2 separate regions of the Mus musculus genome follow, and region 2 is linked to region 1. A link is a loop called in an ENCODE intact Hi-C map of the cell type or tissue named here. Cell type or tissue: gastrocnemius. All regions are shown on one strand. Links, peaks and the distances in the headings refer to the core of each region. The heading gives the core; the rest is flanking DNA. Region 1 holds the start of Tbkbp1 (TBK1 binding protein 1). Region 2 has its middle 10 kb from the start of Mir8103.

Region 1 (10,339 bases), core at 915-8,914:
GGGGGAGGGGCGCGGCGGGCCGGGGCGGCTTGGGGCGCGGGAGGCCGGGGCCCGGGCGCGGGTGGGCGGGCGCTGCGCCCGGGAGCAGAGTGGGGAAGGGTCCTGCGCCGCTGCCCGCAGCCTCCGGCCTGCGGGGCGGCTGCCGCTCAGTAGCCCGCCCGGAGCCCGGCCGCGGTGGGGGAGGGGGCTGCGCGGTCTCGGCCCCACAGAGGGGAGGGGCGACAGTTTCTGTCCGCCGAGCCCGAGGGGGTTTAAAGAGCCGCTCTTAAAGGGGCCGCCGGAGGGGCCAGGCGGGGACGGGCGCCCCCTCCCCAGTAGCCTGCGCGGGCGCTCGGCGCGCGGCCCCAGGATGCGGAGGAAGGCAGCTCGGGTCGCACGGCCGGGGTGTGTGGGGACACGGAGTCCTCGAGAGTGGGGGTGATGGCCGGAGATCGTGGGCAGGGATGGGGGTGGGGTGTGTAGTGAGCTCTGGTCGGCAGAGTAGGGGGAGGGGTGGCGTGGGCAAGAGAGGGTTAAAGGTGGGGCCAGCCCTTCAAACACGCGCACACGCTCCTTACTCAGACCTGTCACACGCGTCTGTCGCTCCGGCACTTAGCCGAGGCTGGGGGATGGGGGACCCGAGGCCTGCACTGTCGGAACTCGCGCCTTCGGACCGAGCCCCCTCGCCGGAGCGCACACACGCTCCAGCGCGCGCACACACCTCGGACATTCCCATAGTGCCTCACGTGACACTCGGCCCGAACGTGCCCACCCTACCCACACGCTCACGCACGCGTGCTCACACGCGCGCGCGCGCACACACACGTACACACACACACATACACAACCTCTGGTCACTCCCGAACTCCGCGCTGACCCCGGTCCTCCGCCCCGCAAAAGCACTCATTGACGGCGGCACACCTACACTCATTCACAGACACACACTCCCCCCCACATGGCAGCCACAGCCACACATTCATAAACAAGGGCCCGGAGATGTACACACGCACCCCCTCGCTGCCTACTCGTTTTGGGAGCCCTGAGTCATTCCTGCCCCCCTCCCAGGGCTCCCCATTTCCCTGAGTGCAGGCACAATAGGACAAGCTGGAGTCTCCCTTAATGGTCTCGGTTCTCCTAGGCCCCCTTGCCCAGTTTGCTGCCTCTGACACTCAGCCAAGGACTTCCTGTAGGTCTGCGCCTGGACGGTTGCCACAGCCCCGGCGCACTTGGGGAGGCACTTCCTTTTCCTGAACTCTGGGATCCTGCGGGAGGAAGTTGGGCGGGGGCCACAGAGGCCAGGCTGCCTAGCGGGACTAGCCTTCCTTAGGAGCAGGCGACAGAGGCCTGGGATGGGAATCTTGGCGGCTGTCGAGGTACTTGGGGAAAAGGGAGGTCTGGGGAGGAGACCAAGCCGAGTAGTCTAGGCAGGTTCTGGGCTGTGCCAATGCTGGGACAGCAGCCCTCCCTCCCATCTGTCCACAGGTCTCTCCTCCCTGCCCCTGATCCTTGGTCCTGTTTATCAGTTGTCCCCCACTCCACTCATGACGTCTATCTGGTTCCATTTCCTTCTATAAGCAGTCACAGCAGGGGATAGGGCAGAAACTTGAGAGAGAAGAGAGAGAGAGAGTTAGTTGTGAGATCTGTCTCTTGGCTGAAGCTCCCCAGCTACCACAGGTTCCTCAGACCAGCATGGAAGAGTTGGGAACAAAGAGCAGGTGGTCCTCTTTACTCTGTTCCTGCACTCTCAGGAGGCCCAGGGTGGGCTGAAGCCCTTACCATGGAGTCCATGTTTGAAGATGACATCAGCATCCTGACCCAAGAGGCCTTGGGGCCCAGTGAGGTGTGGCTGGATGGTCCTGGAGACCCGTCCCTGGGAGGGGACATGTGTTCTGCCTCCCACTTTGCCCTCATCACAGCCTACGGAGACATCAAGGAAAGGCTAGGAGGCCTGGAGAGGGAGAATGCCACCCTCCGCCGTCGCCTCAAAGTCTATGAGATCAAGGTCAGAACCTAGATGTGATGGCGAGCTGAGCTTGTAGTTGCCTGCAAGGGCAGGAGGGTCCCAAGAGGTGGCCAGCACTGGAGGCTGCCTGGTCCCTGAAGAAGTGGCTGCCTTGGGGATGAGGAGCTCTGCTCCTGCAGCCAATCTCAGGGGTGGAGGAGGAGCCCAGCTTTGGAGTGGTGGGTCCCATTGGAGGGGGCGGGGAGAGGCGCCTGTGAAGCTGGCAGTGGGGTTGGGGGACAGAGCGGTCCTGGGATGGGAAGCCAGGCTTCTCAGAGGACGACCCTCCCACAGTATCCGCTGATCACTGATTTTGGAGAGGAGCATGGCTTCCCTCTGTATGAACTCAAGGATGGCTCCCTGCTGGAGGTGGAGAAGGTCAGTCTGCAGCAACGACTCAACCAATTCCAACACGAGGTAAGCCCTTGCTTCGCTTCCCAGCCAACCCCACTCCCTTAGCCTCCTGCTTCCCTCACTTTGCCCTCAACCCCGCCCTGCCCCCGCCTTCCCTAAATCAGCTTCAGCGCTTCCTGTTTCTATTGGGAATAGGGTTGGGGAGGTTGGGAGCCCCCTCTGCTCCCTGTCAAGGCTGGTCCTGACCCTGGCACACCTCTCCGGGCCTACCCAGTTGCAGAAGAGTAAGGAGCAGGAGGAGCAGCTCGGGGAGATGATCCAGGCTTACGAGAAACTGTGCGTGGAGAAAAGCGACTTGGAGACAGAGCTGGGGGAGATGGTGAGGCCCAGAGAGCGGGTGTGTGTGTGTGTGTGTGTGTGTGAGGTATCTGACGTGATGTGATTCTCTACGTGCATTCCAACCCGATGAGTGTGTGCTGCCTGTGTGTCACACACACTCTGCTGCGTGCACACTCCCTGTATCCACTCGTCCCTGTCTGTGAATGCCTGCTTTGCCGTGTGAATGAGACAGTATCATCCGGGTCATGGGTGACTCTGTACCTTGGGCTAGGATGCTGTGTGTGTGTGTGTGTGTGTGTGTGTGTGTGTGTATTTGGCTCTCACACTGCATCAACCCTGTACCTATAGTATAGTATAGTGTCTGGGAGAGGGTATAAGTGACAAGAGAGGTGCCAGAGCTCTCCATAGTCCCAGCACAAGCGTGATGAGAGTTGCCATGTGGCCGTTTGTGTGTGGGCAGGTGGCAGTATCAGGAGATAAGGTCTCTGCCAACTCCTGTGCTGTGACCTTGATCAAGTTATTTAGCTCTCACCCCTCATCTGAAAAGCAGAGAAAAACGGTAAGCCATCTCACTAAGCTGCTGTGACGGCAACGGGACATTTGTGTAAAACGGTTTTCCTTTTATAGTCAGGAACGTTTGCTTGGTAGTCGCAGCGTGCCAGGCACTGTTCATATCCCTCTACACACATTTACTCATTTTAGCTCTCACAACAATCAAAGAGGTAGGCGTGGTACTGCTATCCCCATTTTATACAGGAGGTAGACAAAGCTTAGAAGTGCTTAAGTCCTGTATGCAAATGCAAGTCACATCCCTGAGGGTTTGGGGTGACTGGACCTGGAGCCCAGTGTTGGCATAAATGTCTCTGTGTGATAAGACCCAGAGGAGGTTTGGCTCTGACCTTGCCGGCACCAGTAGCCAGAAACATCTGCATTGCAGGAGCTGTGAGAGGAGCCTTCATACCTGTGACCACTTGTCGTGTGAGTGTAGGACACTCCAGCTGTCTGTGCTCCAGTCTGGAGAGTGATGACTGCCCAGCCTGGGGGACTCTTGGGTTTGGGAGACCACAGGGCTCCCTGGCGCTCTGTAGACCCTTGGCCGTCTGTCTTCCCTGCAGCGGGCCCTGGTAGAGACTCATCTACGGCAGATCTGTGGTCTGGAGAAACAGCTGCAGCAACAGCAGGGCCTCCGGGACGCAGCTTTCTCCAGCCTGAGCCCCCCAGCTGTCCCCGCCTCAGCCTGTCCTGACTTGGACCTGCACTATCTGGCTCTGAGAGGGGGACCTGCCTTGGGTCATGGTGAGATCTTAGTGACTCCTACCTTCCTGCTCTCCATGTCTCTGTTTAACTCCCATTTCAGTGTGACTGGGCACCTCTGGCTTGCCGAAAACCCCATTGCAATATGCTTCTTTTTTTTCCTTTTCTTTCTGGTTTTTTCCTTTCTTTTTTTCTATTTGTTTGTTTGTTTGTTTAAAGATACATAGCCCAATTGGTCTGGTATTTACTGTGTACGCTAGGCTATCCCTGAACTTGGAGTAATACTCCTTATTCTGTCTCTCCAGTGCTGGGATTACAATCATATAATATCACACCAGGCTGGTGTCTTCAGTATCTTAAATTTATTCATAATTATTCCCTTCTCCTCTCCAACCGTTCCTCCTCCCCAGCTACTTTTCACAAGTTCTCCCACTGATATCCCTTGGCCGTTCAGATCGTGCAATTCTCGGGTGTGCCAGCAGAGGGCGTCCCCACTCAGTCCCCCTAGGCTGTCATGAGTAGAGGCCCCTGAGGATGTTCCCGACTGCTGGTTCTAATCTGAGACACCTTCCTGAGCCCATTCTTGTTTCTCCTCCGGCCTCCCTGATTGAATCTACAACAAGCCCATTCTTAGTCCCCTTGGAATAGTATCTGCTCCTTCCTTCGTTGTTTGTCTTTCTGGCTCCTCTCAGTCCCTGCCCATACCGGTTTCACTTTGTGCGGATCTGGGAGTCAGTTGGGGCAGCTAGAGCCTACCCGACATCATCTTGTCTCCTGACAGCAGGTTGGCCTGGCCCTACGAGTGTAAGTGTGAGCGAGCTGGAGAGGAGGCGCCTGGAAGAGGCCCTGGAGGCTGCGCAGGGGGAGGCTCGGGGGGCTCAGCTCCGGGAGGAGCAACTCCAGGCGGAATGCGAGAGACTTCAGGGAGAGCTGAAGCAACTGCAGGAGACCCGGGCCCAGGTAAAGGGTGCTTTGGAGCTGCACAGAGTAGCCGAGGAGGGAGGGGTCTGGGCAGAAGTGAAGCTGGCTCTGACTTCTTGCTTCTCTCCTCAGGATCTGGCCTCCAACCAGTCGGAATGTGACATGGCTTGGGTCAAGAGAGTTGGGGATGATCAGTAAGTCACATCTAGCCCTTGCCCTCTCGACCCCATATGCTAGGGGACTATCCCAGGGCTCCATCGTTTGCCCTCCGTCTGTCCACATGATTTCAGTGACCTCTCTTCCTAGCTCTTGGGGTGTGGCGCCTGGGTTGCTTACCACTCTGCCCCTGTCACAGGAAACGGGGAGGGACTCTGAAGTAGTCTGAATCTGGACCAGGCCCATCTCCTCTCACCCTGTGGGGTGGGAGATGTACTCAGTGGCACTGCGCCCCGTTCTGTGTTCTCTATACTGAGTTTGTATACTAGAAACAAAACTTCGTGGGTCAGGTTACCCACTCTGACTTGTGAGGAGGGAGGTAGTCTCCCTCATTTAGGATCTGACCTGCCTTGTCTGTTTATTTAAAGGGAGGAGTGCTTGAGATGGGTAGAGGGGAGCTAGCTGTGTCTGTGGGGCCTTGGGATGTGCTGAGCAGCACGGGAGGTGAGTGCTCACGGAGCCCGGTGACTTTCAAGGCCTGCCGCCCCACTCTGAGAAACTGCTTAAACTTCCTTGTGCTTAGTTCCTCTCTGGGAGATGAGGCAGGTGATACAGGTTCCACACATTCCTTACCAGAGAACACTGAGGCTCAGAGAGGGAGGAGCTAGCCTTCCCTCACACAGCATAACCAGTTCCCAGGATCCCAAGGGCCCTCCCTCCCTTCCAACAGGTTTCCTCAGTATCCTCTCTGCTCCTGGCCAGCCAGGGGTACCCCTTGCTTCCTCCCCCTTGCAGGGTGAGGGCCTGGGTGGAGCTGTGACAACCAGAGAGGGTGAGAACCCAGTGTGTGGGACTGATGAGGGAGACCCCTCCCTCAGCTAGGCTTCTGTGGGGGTTGGGAGGGAGCTTGGTGGAAAGGGTCCACCCTAGCTTGTGACTGGGGCTCGGGGACCACTGAGGCCCCTATGTTCAAACCTGGAACACACACATACCGACATAGTGTAAATACTTGCTCATCCCAGAAGTTATGCCAAAGGCACTACTAGGAGTCAGTGGTTCCAGCCCCTTCTCATAGTGAAAGTTACACACACACACACACACACACACACACACACACACACACACACACACGAATGCATGCTTAATGGAATTCACAGGGCTGACATACCAGCTTTGATCCCAAGAACTCGGTCTGGGTTGGGGAAAGGCCTGGCCTTTGTCTCTCTGGACCCTGGGCAGTCAGTCATTCCTGTCAGATGTGAGAGGGGAGGGTGAAGTAGAACTTGGGAAGGGGCAGGGAGGGGAGGATCCTCAGGGAACAGGGATGCGTGTGCAAGGGACGAGGGATGGATAACACCATCTCAGAAGGTGTTTCCAAAGTTCTGTCAGTCACATTGCTTGTTCTGGACAAACTAGTCCCTTCCCTCCCGACCTGAGGGAGCTGGCTGAGGCAATTCTCCCATGGTGTGGTGGGCTCCCCTTAGGCTTGTGTGTGGCTTCTTTGATCATAGCCCCCTGGATCTCTGTCAGCCTAGCAGGCCCTGCCTGCTCATTCCTTCCCTTCAGCCTATGTGCTTCTGGACAGCCCCAGCGTGACAGGATCAATTCTCAAAGGAAGTCCTTACTCTCCTGGTAGCTTTATTTTCTTATTAATTCAGTCTTTTTGGTACTAGGTAATTCCCTGGGGCTCCCGCCCATCCTCCCACCTAAAGATGGCTCAGTCACCTCTTTCAGCTCCCAGGATCAGCAACCCTCCTCTTCCATTTACTTCCGCTGACTCCATATCAAGTGGGAATTTTATTGATGGGCTTTCCTGGGAGTGAAATGCTGGTACCAAATTACCTAGAGAAGGGGGGCAGCTCCTGAGTTCAGCCTGTCTCTCGGTATAAATCTTCCTATCTTGAAAGGTACCTTCCTTCTCAGCTTGTTCGCTGGGGCAGCCAAGGTGATCACAGTGATCCTCCTTCCACCAATGCCTGTAGGAACCCCGTCCTGGGGCTGTCTGTGCTTAGGAGTAGGCCGTGGACATGGCAGGCAGTTCCTTGTTCTCAGCTCCTGGCCCACAAACTCTAACCACCAGTGGTTCCCAGCAAGCAGGACTGACGCCAGGCCAGACACACCAGGCTGGCATCCTCTGGCCTGCGGGTAAGATTCTAGTGGAGAGCTTGCTGCCTGGTGGTCATAGCCCAGCCCAGGGAGCCAAATGGCCACAGAGGAAGGCAGGGAGGCAGGGAGGAGGGGGCAGTGGAGTTCACTGAATTTGTGAGGATTTTCAGGGAGGGAAGGACCCAGGGAGGTCCCAGTCAAGATGGCAGGTGGAGGATGCCCCGTCTCCTCCCCTCCGAGCCTGTGGATTCCTGGGTGGGGCTGCTGAAAGGATGGCAAATGCTGGGGAACACAGGCATTTTAGGGAGGGCTCCAAGTAGATCGCGTCTCTGGAAGTCAGGTGAGGTCTTGGTGGTGAGGGGCCCAGTGAAAAGATGAAGTTCACTATGGGTCATGAGGGGGAAATAGTGAATTACAGCCCTTTCTTTCTTCCTAATGTGGGGGGCTCAAGGTTGCAACCTGGGGCCTTTTCCGCCCACTCCTCCCACCCCTCTCTCTCCACCCACAAGCCTCTGCGTGGGCTGTGGTTAGTGGTGGGGAAGTGTGAACTCAGAAGAGAGAGGATGGAAACTCTGCACAGAGGTCAAGGGCAGTGTGGGGTGGGTCAGGACGGAAGTCGGAGACCCCCATGTACCCTGAGCTTAGCCTCCTGCCCCCAGAGCCAGTAAGCCCAGGGCCCCCTCCTCCAGACTTCTCCCCCTCCCTACTTCCTTTCCTTTAAGTCTCCTTAGGCCTGGTACCCAGAGCACAAAGAATTAACCTCTTAGCACTTGCAGCCACAGGGCACCCTGAGGGTGGGCAGGGGCTCTGCTGGTCTGGCGGACTGTGGGTTTGGAAGGCATTTCCACCCTGTGCACAGCTGCCGGCTGGGCCCAGAGCTGAGGGCGGCCCCTGTCATCCTTCTCCCTGTAGAGACATGCACACCTTATCGCTTATCACTGAGCGGTTTTTGTTGTTCTTTGTCAGAGAGTTTTGGTTTGGTTTTTGTTTTTTAAGACAGAGGTTCACATAGTTTTGAACTTGTTAGAGAGCTGAGGATGCCCTTCTAATCCTTGCTCCCCCAGGTCTCCCTCCCAAGCTCAAACGTTACAGAGTGTGCTACCAACTGAGGTTTTTATTTATTTTATTTTATTCATTTATTTATTTTGAGACAGGGTCATACTATGTATCTCTGGCAGTACTGGAACTCACTATGTAGACTAGGCTGGACTGGAACTCTCAGAGATGTGCCTGCCTCTGCTGGGATTAAAGGCGTGTGCTACTATAGCCAGCGCTTTTGTCTTTTTTTTTTTTTTTTTTTTTGAGACAGTATGTCACCATGTAGCCTTGGCTGGCCTTTAACTAATGGTGGTCCTCCTTTTTCTTCTTCCCAAGTGCTCGGATTATAGACATGAGCTACTACATCCAGCATACTAAATCTTAATCCAGTACCTTAAAGGCCAAAGCTTTGACGTGGCCTTTCTCACCCACACCTGTCTGTCTAGACTGGACCCGAGGTGAGGTGCTATCTCTACAAAGCTTTATCTTACTCTCATAAACATGAGGCACTAAGACATTGAGGAGCCAGGGATGGGCAGTCCAGGCAGGTCCCAGCTTAGAGTGACCAGGCTCACTGTTGACTGCTCGGGTGGTTCTGCAGGTAGGAGGACTTTTATAAGAGGGTGACCATGTGATTTGTTGACCAAATTGCATCACTTTTGAAAGTGAAAGGGGACATTGTTAATTATGCAACTAGTGTGAACAGGGACAGGCCTGGGCAAACTAGGAAGCCTGGCTCCTGCCACACTGTGAGCTACTCAGTCCCACGGTATCAGGGAAACTTTTGGGCACCTAGCCACCTCACTCTGCCTGGGAGAGAGAGGCTGCCCTGAAGAGCTCAGGTCTGGGGACCACAAGTCTTAGCTGGTCGAGGAGCATGAGGGCTCAAGGCTCTGGAAAGGAAGTGGTGGAGCACTGGCTTGTTGCAAAGCGACTTCCTCCTCCGCCAGCCCACAACCTCAAGTCCGCTCCACGGCCTGGTGCCTGTGGTCCCCTCCCTGAGGGTCTGGCAGGCGGGAAGACTGATGCTGGGTGTGCCTGTGGGTGGGTGGAAAGTTTGGCCCCTAAATTCCCCTGCTGGGCGGGGTGGCTGGGGCGTCGAGGGGCAGCCATGGGTAAAGATGGAAGGGTTGGGAGGGCCGGGAATGCTGTTTCTCACAGGCCTGCATCCAGGGATGGTTCTGACCACATGGCAGACCTTTCTCTGGCGTCCCTCTCCTCACACACCTGATTCTGTCCCCAGCCCTTACACTGTACTGTGCCTGATTTTTACCCCTATTTCTTATCCTGACCCTCAACTGTACCCATAGCCATGACCACAGAAGAACTACCAGCCCCATATGTAGCTGGACCCTCATGGTGGCTGTCATTCCGTCTTTAACCCAGTCTCATGACTTGGCTGCATTCTGGCCCTACGGAATCCACCCTGTACTGAGTCAGGAGGCTGAGGGAGTCTGTGTGGCTCAGAAGCTGCTCTGAGGCAGAGAGGTTTGGGAGTGGGCGCTCAGATCTTAGGTCTTCTGGTTTGCAGGTGCTTCATTAGTGGCTGTGAAGACAAATGCCCTCGGGGGGGGGGGTTGAGATTTCCCCGGACTACTGGAGGGAAGGATGAATGACATGTTAAAAAAGAGTGGGAGCCCCCCTCCTGCCGGCTCTGCTGCTGGTGCGCCGGCTTCTCTAAAGACTCCAGGGCTGAGGTGCCCAGAGCAAGTGTTTGAGCCACTGCTCTGCGGGCACCAGGATCTGCCCCGTCCTTGTGTGCCTGTCAGCCTCCTTCACTCTTCCCAGGGTACAGCACTTCTCTCAACACCTGGGCCTCTTCCTCCTCCTGTTCCCTTCTGCTTTCTCCCTTCATTTCTCTCACTTCCATGAGGTTTGGGAGCCATATAAGTAATGTCTATAGCCTGGACTTAGGAATCTGGGAGACTGGTGCTCCTATCCGAGCTTTAAGGACACGGCCAAGTGACTTTACCTCTGTGTACCTCTTTTCTTACCTGTGAGGTGGATTGGCTTAGAGTAGGTTGTGAAGACAAGTGAAGTTCCCAGCATGGAGCCTGGCTCCCTATCAGTGATCATCACCCAGGGCTTCGTGTGCTGTTGCTCACATGACCTGTTTCTCCCCCAAGCCATGACTGTGAAAAGCCTCTCAGGTGTGGCCAGGAAGTCAGGAAGCGGGGTGTGTATTCAGAC
Region 2 (10,339 bases), core at 1,809-9,808, 73 kb after region 1:
ACTAAGACCTAAACAAACTTATGTTTTCAAAGCTCCTTCTTGTACACATTCCACTTGCCTTCAGGAAAGTTGAGAGCAGTGGAGAGACCATGTGATCTGACTGTCCAGGAACAGCGGGGTCCAACAGAGAGAGACTTCTGCTATTTCTGCTGTTTCCAGAAGACCAGAGAAATGGAGCATTAACTCCTACCTCTAAACACTGACAACCCCCACTTCCCACATGCGCTGAAGAGTCCTGGGTCCAAGAGCCTATTTAGGGAAAGAAGGAGGATGAAGGTCCACTAGGAGAAGCCCACCAAGAAAAGTGATGGTCATGCCGTGATTAGGCCACGATTAGTGATTTTACTCAGACCATCCCTGGGAAGTCCCAAGTCAGTATCAGAGACTCAGAAACACAGTAAACACATGAGCAGGAAATGCAGAGCTGACCTGGGACCCCAGTGGCATGTGTGCTGTCCATGGTGCTGGCTCACCAGGGCTCTAGTTGTGACATTAAGCCCCAAAGACCAAGAACCCAGAGGAGGCCTCTCATCTTGACTTCTTCTTGTTTTAGAATCTCCCACTAAGATGCAGCATCCCGAGAGTCATACGCTGGGCTGAACTTGATGAGAGGTGAGTTCACTACACTGTAGACCAAAGAAGAAAGCATGAAGTGACTTCAAAGGACAGAAATCCTAGTCACCTCACTTTCTGACCACAATCCAATTATGTTAAAATTTTAATAATGAAGACAAACACCAGTCACCATATATTTGAAAATGAGAACACCTCTGAATAATTCATGGGTCAAAGAAGAAAGCAGTGTGGGAATTTTGAAATACTTATGATTGAACTAAATGATAAAATGGAAAAAAAATCTTTCTTCCTTATATCAGATCAACAGAGCAAAACAGTGACCGACTCCACAGGTGTAGAAGAATTGTTGGCTTTGATTTGTTTTTCAAATCCTACTTTTCTTTTTTTTTTAATTAATTAATTTTTTTTTTTATTATATGTAAGTACACTGTAGCTGCCTTCAGACACACCAGAAGAGGGAGTCAGATCTCGTTACAGATGGTTGTGAGCCACCATGTGGTTGCTGGGATTTGAACTCAGGACCTTCAGAAGAGCAGTCGGGTGCTCTTACCTGTTGAGCCATCTCACCAGCCCCAAATCCTACTTTTCATAAGGGTTCATAAATGCTTTAACCTCCCTTCTAGCCCACCACCCACTAGAGGTAGTGGGAAAGAAAGGTTGTTAGGATATGGGGGAAGTGGGCCTGTTTAGAAATAGTCTTTGGGGGCTGGTGAGACGGCTCAGTAGGTAAGAGCACCCGACTGCTCTTCCGAAGGTCCAGAGTTCAAATCCCAGCAACCACATGGTGGCTCACAACCATCCGTAACGAGATCTGACTCCCTCTTCTGGAGTGTCTGAAGACAGCTACAGTGTACTTACATATAATAAATAAATAAATCTAAAAAAAAAGAAAAGAAAAGAAATAGTCTTTGGAGCAAATTCAACCTGTGCTGTCAGGATTTATAGCAGCAGTCTAGTTCAGTAGTGTCAGGATAGCAAACACGCATCAGCACAGTGGCAGGACCCAGCAGAAATAGCCAGGCCTCTGCCAAATCGGCACCAGTCAGCAGGAGTGACCAGGTCTGGCAGGGACACCAAGAGAAGTTCTCTGCTGTGCATCTCTCAATAAAGTGACGATCCAGACCAACAAAGTGTCACAAAGCTTGCTATACAACCCACCCCACGTCATTGTCCATTGAGTCCTATTTATACTCCCTGCAAGCATCACGCGTCTTTTCACGCATGGGCCTTGTCTCCCCACGAGCTTTTCCTTTACCTTGTCAGTCTGTCTTATAAAACCCCCATATAGGTCTGTATCAACTGACATCACTCTGCCAAAAGGCGAGACACTGCTCCAGAATGCCACCAGAAGTTTTTTGGTGTATTTCTTTCTCTGAAGTCCCGGCAAACAAACGATGATCATTAAGGAATGGCAAGGCATAGCAATACCATCCAGCACCGCCCACCGTACGTTGAGTCCTTCTTAACATCATGTGTCGGTTTCCACGTGTTTGCTTCAGCAAAAATCCTTTCACTCGTGTCTGCTTCAGGAAAGCATTGTTTGACATAACTGACTTTCCAAAGAAACCAGACATTTCCACTTCAAAGACTATTTTTCAATTCAGTGTTAATTTGAATTTTAAGAAACAACACCTTACCAGGGTGGTGGTGGCCTTTAATCCCAAAACTCAGAAGACAGATGGATTCCTGAGTTCAAGGCCAGCCTGGTCTGCAGAGTGAGTTCCAGAATAGCCAGGGCTGCACAGAGAAACCCTGTCTTAGAAAAAAATAAATAAAATGCAAAAAAAGAAAAAGAAGCTGGGCGGTGGTGGCGCATGCCTTTAACCACAGCACTTGGGAGGCAGAGGCAGGCAGATTTCTGAGTTCGAGGCCAGCCTGGTCTACAAAGTGAGTTTCAGGACAGCCAGAGCTATACAGAGAAACCCTGTCTCCAAAAACAAAAAACAAACAAACAAACAAACAAAAACAACCCCACTTAGAACCAAAAATATTGGGGCTGGAGAGATGGCTCAGTGGTTAAAAGTGCTGACTGCTCTTCTGAAGGTCCTGAGTTCAAATCCCAGCAACCACATGGTGGCTCACAACCATCCATAATGAGATCTGATGCCCTCTTCTGGTGCATCTGAAGACAGCTATAGTGTACTTGGATATAATAATAAATAAATTAAAAAGAAAAAGAAAGAAAAAACCTCTCGGCTGGGACTATACAGCTCAACAATGAATGCTTGCTTAACTAACATGCATAAGGCCCCAGGTTTGATCTCCAACACTATTAAAAGCAGGGGGAATCCGGGCAGTGGTGGTGCACGCCTTTAATTTCAGCACTTAGGAAACAGAGGCAGGAGGATTTCTGAGTTCCAGGACATCTCTACAGAGTGAGTCCCAGGACAGCCAGGGCTACACAGAGAAACCTTGTCTCGAAAAACAAACAAACAAACAAACAAATCGCAGGAGGAAAGACAGCTGTGAAGAAAACATCTTAGTAGATTACTGATTTATGGGCGTATGGGTGTGTGTGTGTGTGTGTGCGCGCGCGCGCGCGCGTGCGCTAATGCACATGCATGTGTGTACCCATGGAGGCTAGAAGAGGGACTGGATCCCCTGAAGTAGGGGTACGAGTGGTTGTGAGCTGCCTGGTGTGGTTGCTGGGGATGGAATTCTAACCACTCTTAGCTTCTAGGCAGCCACCAGCTCCAAGAATGTTCTTACCCCGAGATATATGTCTAAATAAATGGCGTCTGTAATAGATGTCATTTTAAATGGGGGAAATACTGACATCGTCTTAGCCCAAGGCATTGGTGGGTTGGGAGAGGCAGTGAGCCAGCGCATTCAGTTAATTTGGCAGCTTTTATTGTTGTTGCTTGTCTTTTGTTTGCTCATGGCAGGGTCTCATGTAGCCCAGGATGTTCTCAGGATGTAGCTGAAGATGACCTTGGAGTTATGATTCCTTTGCCTCTGGTGCCCGAATGCTGACATTACAAATCTATACCTCCCCCGCTTTATTCAGTGCTGGGGATCAAACCCAGGGCTTTGCATGTACCCCGTAAGCTTGCCACCCACCAAGCCCCAGCTCCTAACTTGATGTCTTTGCAACAACCAGAAATCTACTGTCAATCCTACAGAATATAACGCCCCATTTTCCTATTTCAGAATAAATAGTACCTCAAAATGCCCTCAGGAAATGAAGGCATTAACAAACATCTCTTGCTTGTTTTGGCTAAAATGTTTTTTTATGCTCTTGGATCACGCTAGTGCCATCCAGTAACAATTATAATATGTAGCTTTTATTTCACATTTTGTAAAAAATCACCTGTAATCCTGGCGTGGGAGGCAGAGGAAGAGAGTGAGCACAAGGTTAGCGGGGGGGGGGGGAGGGCAGGGGGCTACATAGCAAGATCCTGTCTCAAAAAATTACGGAAAGTGTATTGTATTTTATGATCATCATCATAAGTTGGAAGGTCTAGTCGGTGCAAGGGGTGGGGGCACAGCGGAGCGGCGGCCTGCTTTTCCAACACACAGGCTCTGGGTTTGAGTTTCTGCACTAAGAGAGTAAGATGAGAATTCTGGAAAAAGCAGAGAGATGGTGTACTGGCTGTTTTGTGTGTCAACTTGACACAAGCTGGAGTTATCACAGAGAAAGGAGCCTCCCTTGAGGAAATTCCTCCATGAGATCCAGCTGTAAGGCATTTTCTCAATTATTGATCAAGGGTGGGAGGGCCCCTTGTGGGTGGTGCTATCGTGGGCTGGTGGTCCTGGGTTCTATAAGAAAGCAAGCTGAGCAAGCCAGGGGAAGCAAGCCAGTAAGAAACATTCCTCCATGGCCTCTGCATCAGCTCCTGCTCCCTGACCTGCTTGAGTTCCAGTCCTGACTTCCTTAAGTGATGAACAGCAACGTGGAAAGTGTAAGCTGAATAAACCCTTTCCTCCCCAACTGCTTCTTGGTCATGGTGTTGTGTGCAGGAACAGAAACCCTGACTAGGACAGATGGAGAAAGGGGGCAGAGTGACACATGCTTACAATCTTAGCTTTGGGAGATGGTCAAGGCAGGGGGGGCAGGGGTTCAAGCCGCCTTCCCACAGTGAAGGGTAGAGCCAGCCTTGTTTCAAAAGAAGAGAGGGTGCTGGGCATGGTGGTACCCACCCTTAGTCCCACACTTGGGAGGTAGAGAGACACAGGTGGACTTCTGTGAGTTCAAAGTCAGCTAAGGCTACATAGTGAGATTCTGTCTCCAAAAAAAGGAAGAAAAAAAACAAACAAAGGAGGGAGGGAGGGAGGGAGGAAGAGAGGGAGGGAGGACACACGTGTGTGTTTACAACATGGTGGATAAGGAGTCTCTATCACCAGCTCTGGAGTGGGAACTGAGCAAGGCCATCTGGCAACTGACGCCATGGTTCAGCCAAGTAAGTAGCTGAGAGAAATCTCTACCCATGTGCCTGCAAAGCCTGGCTCGGGGTCCTCGGTTTCCGGCTACACTGATGGCTGAAGATGGTAGGGTGATGGTTCAGGGGTCTATTTGCGCTCGGCTTCACCTGCCTTCTTCGTCAGCTGTGGTCTTCCTGCTGGAGCTTTCTGTCTTCCTGCACACCAAGTGCTTTGCTGTACAAGAATCACTTTTGGGAAAAACAAAAACAAAAAATACTGACTAGGGCTGGAGAGATGGCTCAGCAGTTAGGAGCACTGACTGCTCTTCCAGAGGTCCTGAGTTCAAATCCCAGCAGCCACATGGTGGCTCACAACCATCTGTAAGGAGATCTGTTGCCCTCTTCTGATGTGTCTGAAGACAGATACAGTGCAGTCACATAAAATAAATAAATAAATCTTTTTTTTTTTTTAATGCTGACTCTTCATTTGAGTCCACCAGGTGGTTAGGAGCAGGAGGAAAGCCTGGATTCTCCCGTGACCTTGACCTTTATTTGGGGTCCCCTGATGGCCTCTACAATAGGTGTTCTCAGGGATGTCACCTAGAAACTGGTAACACCTAACCTCATTCTTCCTTAAGGCTGAAGGCACAAAGATAAGAACATCTGAGGTATCACATACAGTGGCCAAGAAGGCACCTGAAGGTCTCCAGCCACCGCCAGCCACCATACAGCTCGGTTTTTTTGACAGGGTTTCTCTGTATAGTCCTGGCTGTCCTGGAACTCACTTTGTAGACCAGGCTGGCCTCGAACTCAGAAATCCTCCTGCCTCTGCCTCCCGAGTGCTGGGATTAAAGGCGTGTGCCACCACGCCCGGCCCTCCCTGTACTTTTTAGACTTACTTATTCTTGTGTATATGAGTGATCTGTCCTCAGACACACCCAGAAGAGGGCATCAGATCTCATTACAGATGGTTGTGAGCCACCATGTGGGCCCTGGGAATTGAACTCAGGACCTCTGGAAGAGCAGCAACCAGTGCTCTTAACCTCTCCAGCCTCCCTGTTGTCTGCTTTAACTCAAAGCTTCATGTCAGTGCATGAAGATGAACGCAGGCATAGCTGGACTACACTGTATGTTCCTTTTCTCCGTGTGCACTGATTAAAACTCTGCCCTGCCCCCTTTCTTCATCCCTTTGGTTGGCGTATTGGGATGAGTGGCCAAGTACATCTATCTGTTCAGGCTGCAAGAGCTTGTGTCCTAAAAGTCTGGTTAACCTGGAACATCCTTTGTATGTCCTCCTTTATCTGCCTTACCAAAAGGAAGTCCAGAGGTTACATTTAGGGTCCCAGTTCCAGGATGTGTGGGTTGTGGGGCTCAGGAGAGTTGTTCATATAACCTAAGGAAAAGTCCTCTTCTGGCAGCTTCAAGGGTAGAAGGTCCTGGCCCCGCTGTCCCAGAGCCCTGTGACCTGGTAGAGAGGCCCAGCTACCCTCCAGTGGCGTCCAGGTGTGGTTGGGGTCTACAAGAATGAGAAGTTTCTCTCCAGTGCTCTGAGTTATGGTGGGGCAGAGGTGATCTAAGTGGACATTCACAGGATGTACACTGGATGTCATTTCTTCTGCTCTGATTTAACAGTGACAATAGTCACATGCTTGGAATACTTTGAGTCTCTGTGTATGGCAAAATTGTTCATTTCTAGAGTGCCAGGCGCCCTCTTGAGGATTCTTTGAGAATTGCTCTTTTTGTGTGTGTGTGTGTGTGTGTGTGTGTCTGCTCTCCTCTCCTTCCAGCAGTGTCCCGACCCTTCCAGTCCATTCTCCTACCCATACCATTCCCATAGCTCAGCCCACCCACTTCCTTCCTGGAGACAGATACTTCATTTTGAGGTACCTTTCATATTATGAATCTAGAATGTACCAGATCGATGACTTGGGGCCTCCTGTCTGGAATTGCCTGTGTAAAACAACTTTTCTTGGAATATTTTGGGCTTTTTTTTTTTTCTTTCTAAATGCAACTTAGGTATCTCCGTCATATTTTCAGTAACAAAATTAAAAATGGCAAATGTATTTTCAGGTAGAGCTGTGTGTGGTTGGAAGATCCGAGGCATCTGGAGTAAGAGGGCAGTGACCTCACCACTGCGGTCCCGGGCGCTCCCCTACGGTCAGGTCTCTTCTTCCCCTTTGTCCACCATGGAAGGGGCTTGGCTTAACACACAGCTTTGCTTCAAGCTGAGTCAAGATTTTAGATCATGAAGTCCACATGCGTCCCCTTTACCTCATCTGGCCCTGCTTTCCAGCCAAAGCCAGATGTTTAGGTCTGTCCTGAGGACCAGCAGTTAACAGTGCTGTCAGGACCCTACTTAGGGGCCTGAGAGTGGTGATGGCCATTCCTTTCTATTGAGCAGTAAAAGATGATCCCTGTCTATTTGAATGGCTGCCGTAGGCCCTGAACCCTCTCTACAGATCCCATCCAGAGCCAGACCACCAACTCTCAGGCTGGCACCTGATCGTGTCAGTAACAACCCAGCAGACCCTGTCAGGGATGGGGCAGTGGGTGTCCATACACCTATTATCCTGGAATTCGGGAGGCTGAGACAGTAGGGACTGCCTTGAGTACAGGGCCAACCTGGGCTATCTAACAAAACCCTGTCTCAGAAAGTGGGGAAGGCCCACTATAGCTAAACTCTGGTGTGTCAGTGCATTTCAGCATTTGGCAGGCCAGAGGATTTCAAGCTGAAATCCAGCTCCAGGACACAGGAGCACTCTGTCTCCAAATGCGATTGAAAAAGAAAGAAAAGGGCCTTTCTGAAGGAAGCAGACATATGGGACCAGTAAAGATGATCATAGCCTTATCTTGTCGCCTTGTTCCCACCTGCACCTGCTCAGCTGGCACCTGCCTTCCACTGAGAGAGAGGACACACAGTTGAGATGCAGACGCTATAGAAGACCTAGTCCTCACCTCTCAGGGACTTTAATATTGGACATGGGTCTATTTCAAACCCCAGCTCTTTGACTATGTAGAGGAGGTTGGATGCAGGTTGGTCTCGCTGGTGTTCTGCTGCTCTGAGAGGAAGGTGGGGGATGGAGGGAGAGTGTGCTCAGTGTTATAAAAAGGTCCTGATGTATGTAGGCTTCAGCTGGCTTGGGGGATGGGCCCTGGAGTTATTTCTGGCATATGGTGTTAGGTCAAGTGTGTTCATGTTAATAGTCTCCATAAATAAACTGGAGATGGGAGGCAGGAGGATCACAAGTTCAAGGCCAGACCACATAGCAAGACTGTCTGGGCTGGAGAGATGGCTCAGTGGTTAAGAGCACTGGCTGCTCTTCCAGAGGTCCTGAGTTCAATTCCCAGCAACAACATGGTGGCTCACAACCATCTGTAATGGGATCTGATGCCCTCTTCTGGTGTGTCTGAAGAGTGACAGTGTATTCACATAAAATAAATAAGTCTAAACCAAACCAAACACAAAAAATAGACTCTAATTTGACGAGATGAAACCAATCTAATAACTGCTGGTGCGATCATAATGCCACTGGCCATAATGGTTCACGCTTGTGGCCTTGGTACTTGGGAGGCTGAGGTAGGAGGGCTACTGTGAGTTCAAGACTAGCCTGGGCTACAGAGCGAGTTCCAGATCAGCCTTGGTAACATTAGAACATATCTTAAAACAGAACAAAAAAAAAAATCCTCTGCCACCAACAGAAGTCCCTGCCAATGCAGAACCCACTCTTCCTTTAGACGGGGGATAGAGGAGAAAAAGCCTGTGCAGAAGTCTCCACAGCCTTTTGCTTCAGCTCGCACAGGCTTCTGGGCACCAGGGGGTGGGGGTGGGGGGGGGAGGTGGAGGTGATCGGGCATTTTAAGCAGGAAAGCTGTTCATTTGAAACATCACTCTCGGGAGCTGGGATTGGTGGCTCAGGCAATGTCTGTGTTCAAGAGGCTGAGACAAAAAGATTGCTGAACACTGCACATTCAAGGCCATCCTGGACTACTTAGGGTTTCACAGGGAGTCTGGGTAGAGCATAGACACTCTGTCTCAAAAAAGACAACTGGAGACACACACAAACACACAGACAGACAGACAGACAGAGACAGACAGAGAAAGACCGACAGGAAGGTAGGCAGACAGACTGATGGCTCAGTAAGTAAAGTGTGTGCCTTGTAAGTGCCAAGGACCCACACTCGTTTCCCAGAACAGTTCATGCTGTGATCTCACTGGGGATAAGATGGGAGATCGCCTTAGTTAGGGTTTCATCGCTGTGAAGGGTCACCATACGGCAACTCTTACAGAAACAACATTTCACTGGGGCTGTCCTACAGTCTCAGAGGTTCGGTCCATTATAATCATAGCAGGAATGATGGGAGTGTCCAGTGTCTAGAGGAGCTGAGAGTTCTTTATTTTACTGGAAGGCAAACAGAAGACTGGCTTCCAGGCATCTCGGAGGGTCTTAAAGTCCAAGCCCAGGGACACACTTCCTCCAACAAGGCCACACCTTCTAATAGTGCCACTTCCTGGGCCAAGTGTATTTAAACTGCCACAGAGATAGATACAGGGAGTGTCTTGGGTCTCACTGGCCAGCTAGCCTATAGATGTTCCAGATCAATGAGACCCAATCTCAAATAAAAGATAGAAGGTTCCAGAGGAAAGATACCTGAGGTTGTCCTCTGATCTTCATATGAAAATATGTGCACACCCACACCTGTACACACACACACACATACACACACACACATACACACACACATATACACAAACTAGACAAATGAAAACCTACAGCCAAAGCCAGAGATCTGAAAGCCAGTATGTCAGCAGGGCCAGCTCCTTCTCAGGGACTCAGACACCGTCTGCCTCTGCTGGTTTACAGCATGCTGGATGGTCCTGCCTGTGGAGGCCTCCTGTCAGTTTGCCCACCACCCATAGTGCAATGGCCCTGAATGGCCCACTTCCCACAGTGCTCTTCCCTGTGGCCAACTTTCTTGTTCACACAAGGAACCAGTTGGTCTGCCAAGTCCCTGCTTCCAAAGGCCACAGTTCCAGGAATTAAAAACATTGTGTGTGTGTGTGTGTGTGATCCATGGTTTCCATAGATCAGACTCAGACCAGCATACTTGTATAACAAAGTGTCTTTATCCCTGAGACAACTTTTACTTTGTTTTGTTTGCTTTTTTTGAGACAGGGTTTCTCTGTGTAACAGCCCTGGCTATCCTGAAACTCACTCTACAGACCAGGCTGGCCTTGAACTCACAGAGACCCGCCTAGCTCTGCCTCTCAAGTGCTGGGATCAAAGGCGTGTGCCACCACACCTAGCTCTCCCTTGAGCCATAATGCTGGCCCAAACAAGTTAACGTTTGTCAAGGTCTTACCCCAGTCCTTGGTCAGTGCTGAGGACTGAACCCAGGATTGA

The links. Peaks named below come from ENCODE experiments on the same cell type or tissue, not always from the same donor. Only the 100,000 strongest peaks of a DNase experiment are listed, where the experiment ranks them.
Region 2: it touches region 1 in a loop (9-fold over the local background); 14 of 42 quality-filtered maps call a loop at or near these places.

The regions. Positions count from the first base shown.
Region 1 is chr11:97,141,004-97,151,342 of GRCm38, reverse strand. It overlaps Tbkbp1 (TBK1 binding protein 1), which reads left to right and starts at 1,268. Exons shown (of 10, transcript NM_001372531.1): 1 at 1,268-1,352; 2 at 1,728-1,981; 3 at 2,276-2,398; 4 at 2,610-2,714; 5 at 3,790-3,970; 6 at 4,710-4,888; 7 at 4,982-5,043. The coding sequence starts at 1,757. It overlaps Mir7235 (microRNA 7235), which reads left to right and starts at 4,924; the gene lies at 4,924-4,979. In gastrocnemius, for the core only: a CTCF peak has its summit at 4,409 (motif pointing right); DNase peaks (open chromatin) are centred at 1,882, 2,089, 3,106, 4,409 and 1 more place; H3K4me3 peaks cover 1,903 bases; H3K27ac peaks cover 2,008 bases.
Region 2 is chr11:97,069,059-97,079,397 of GRCm38, reverse strand. No RefSeq gene overlaps it. Among named protein-coding and RNA genes, the nearest start is that of Mir8103, 10 kb to the right of the region's middle. In gastrocnemius, for the core only: a CTCF peak has its summit at 6,651 (motif pointing left); a DNase peak (open chromatin) is centred at 6,664; H3K27ac peaks cover 2,016 bases.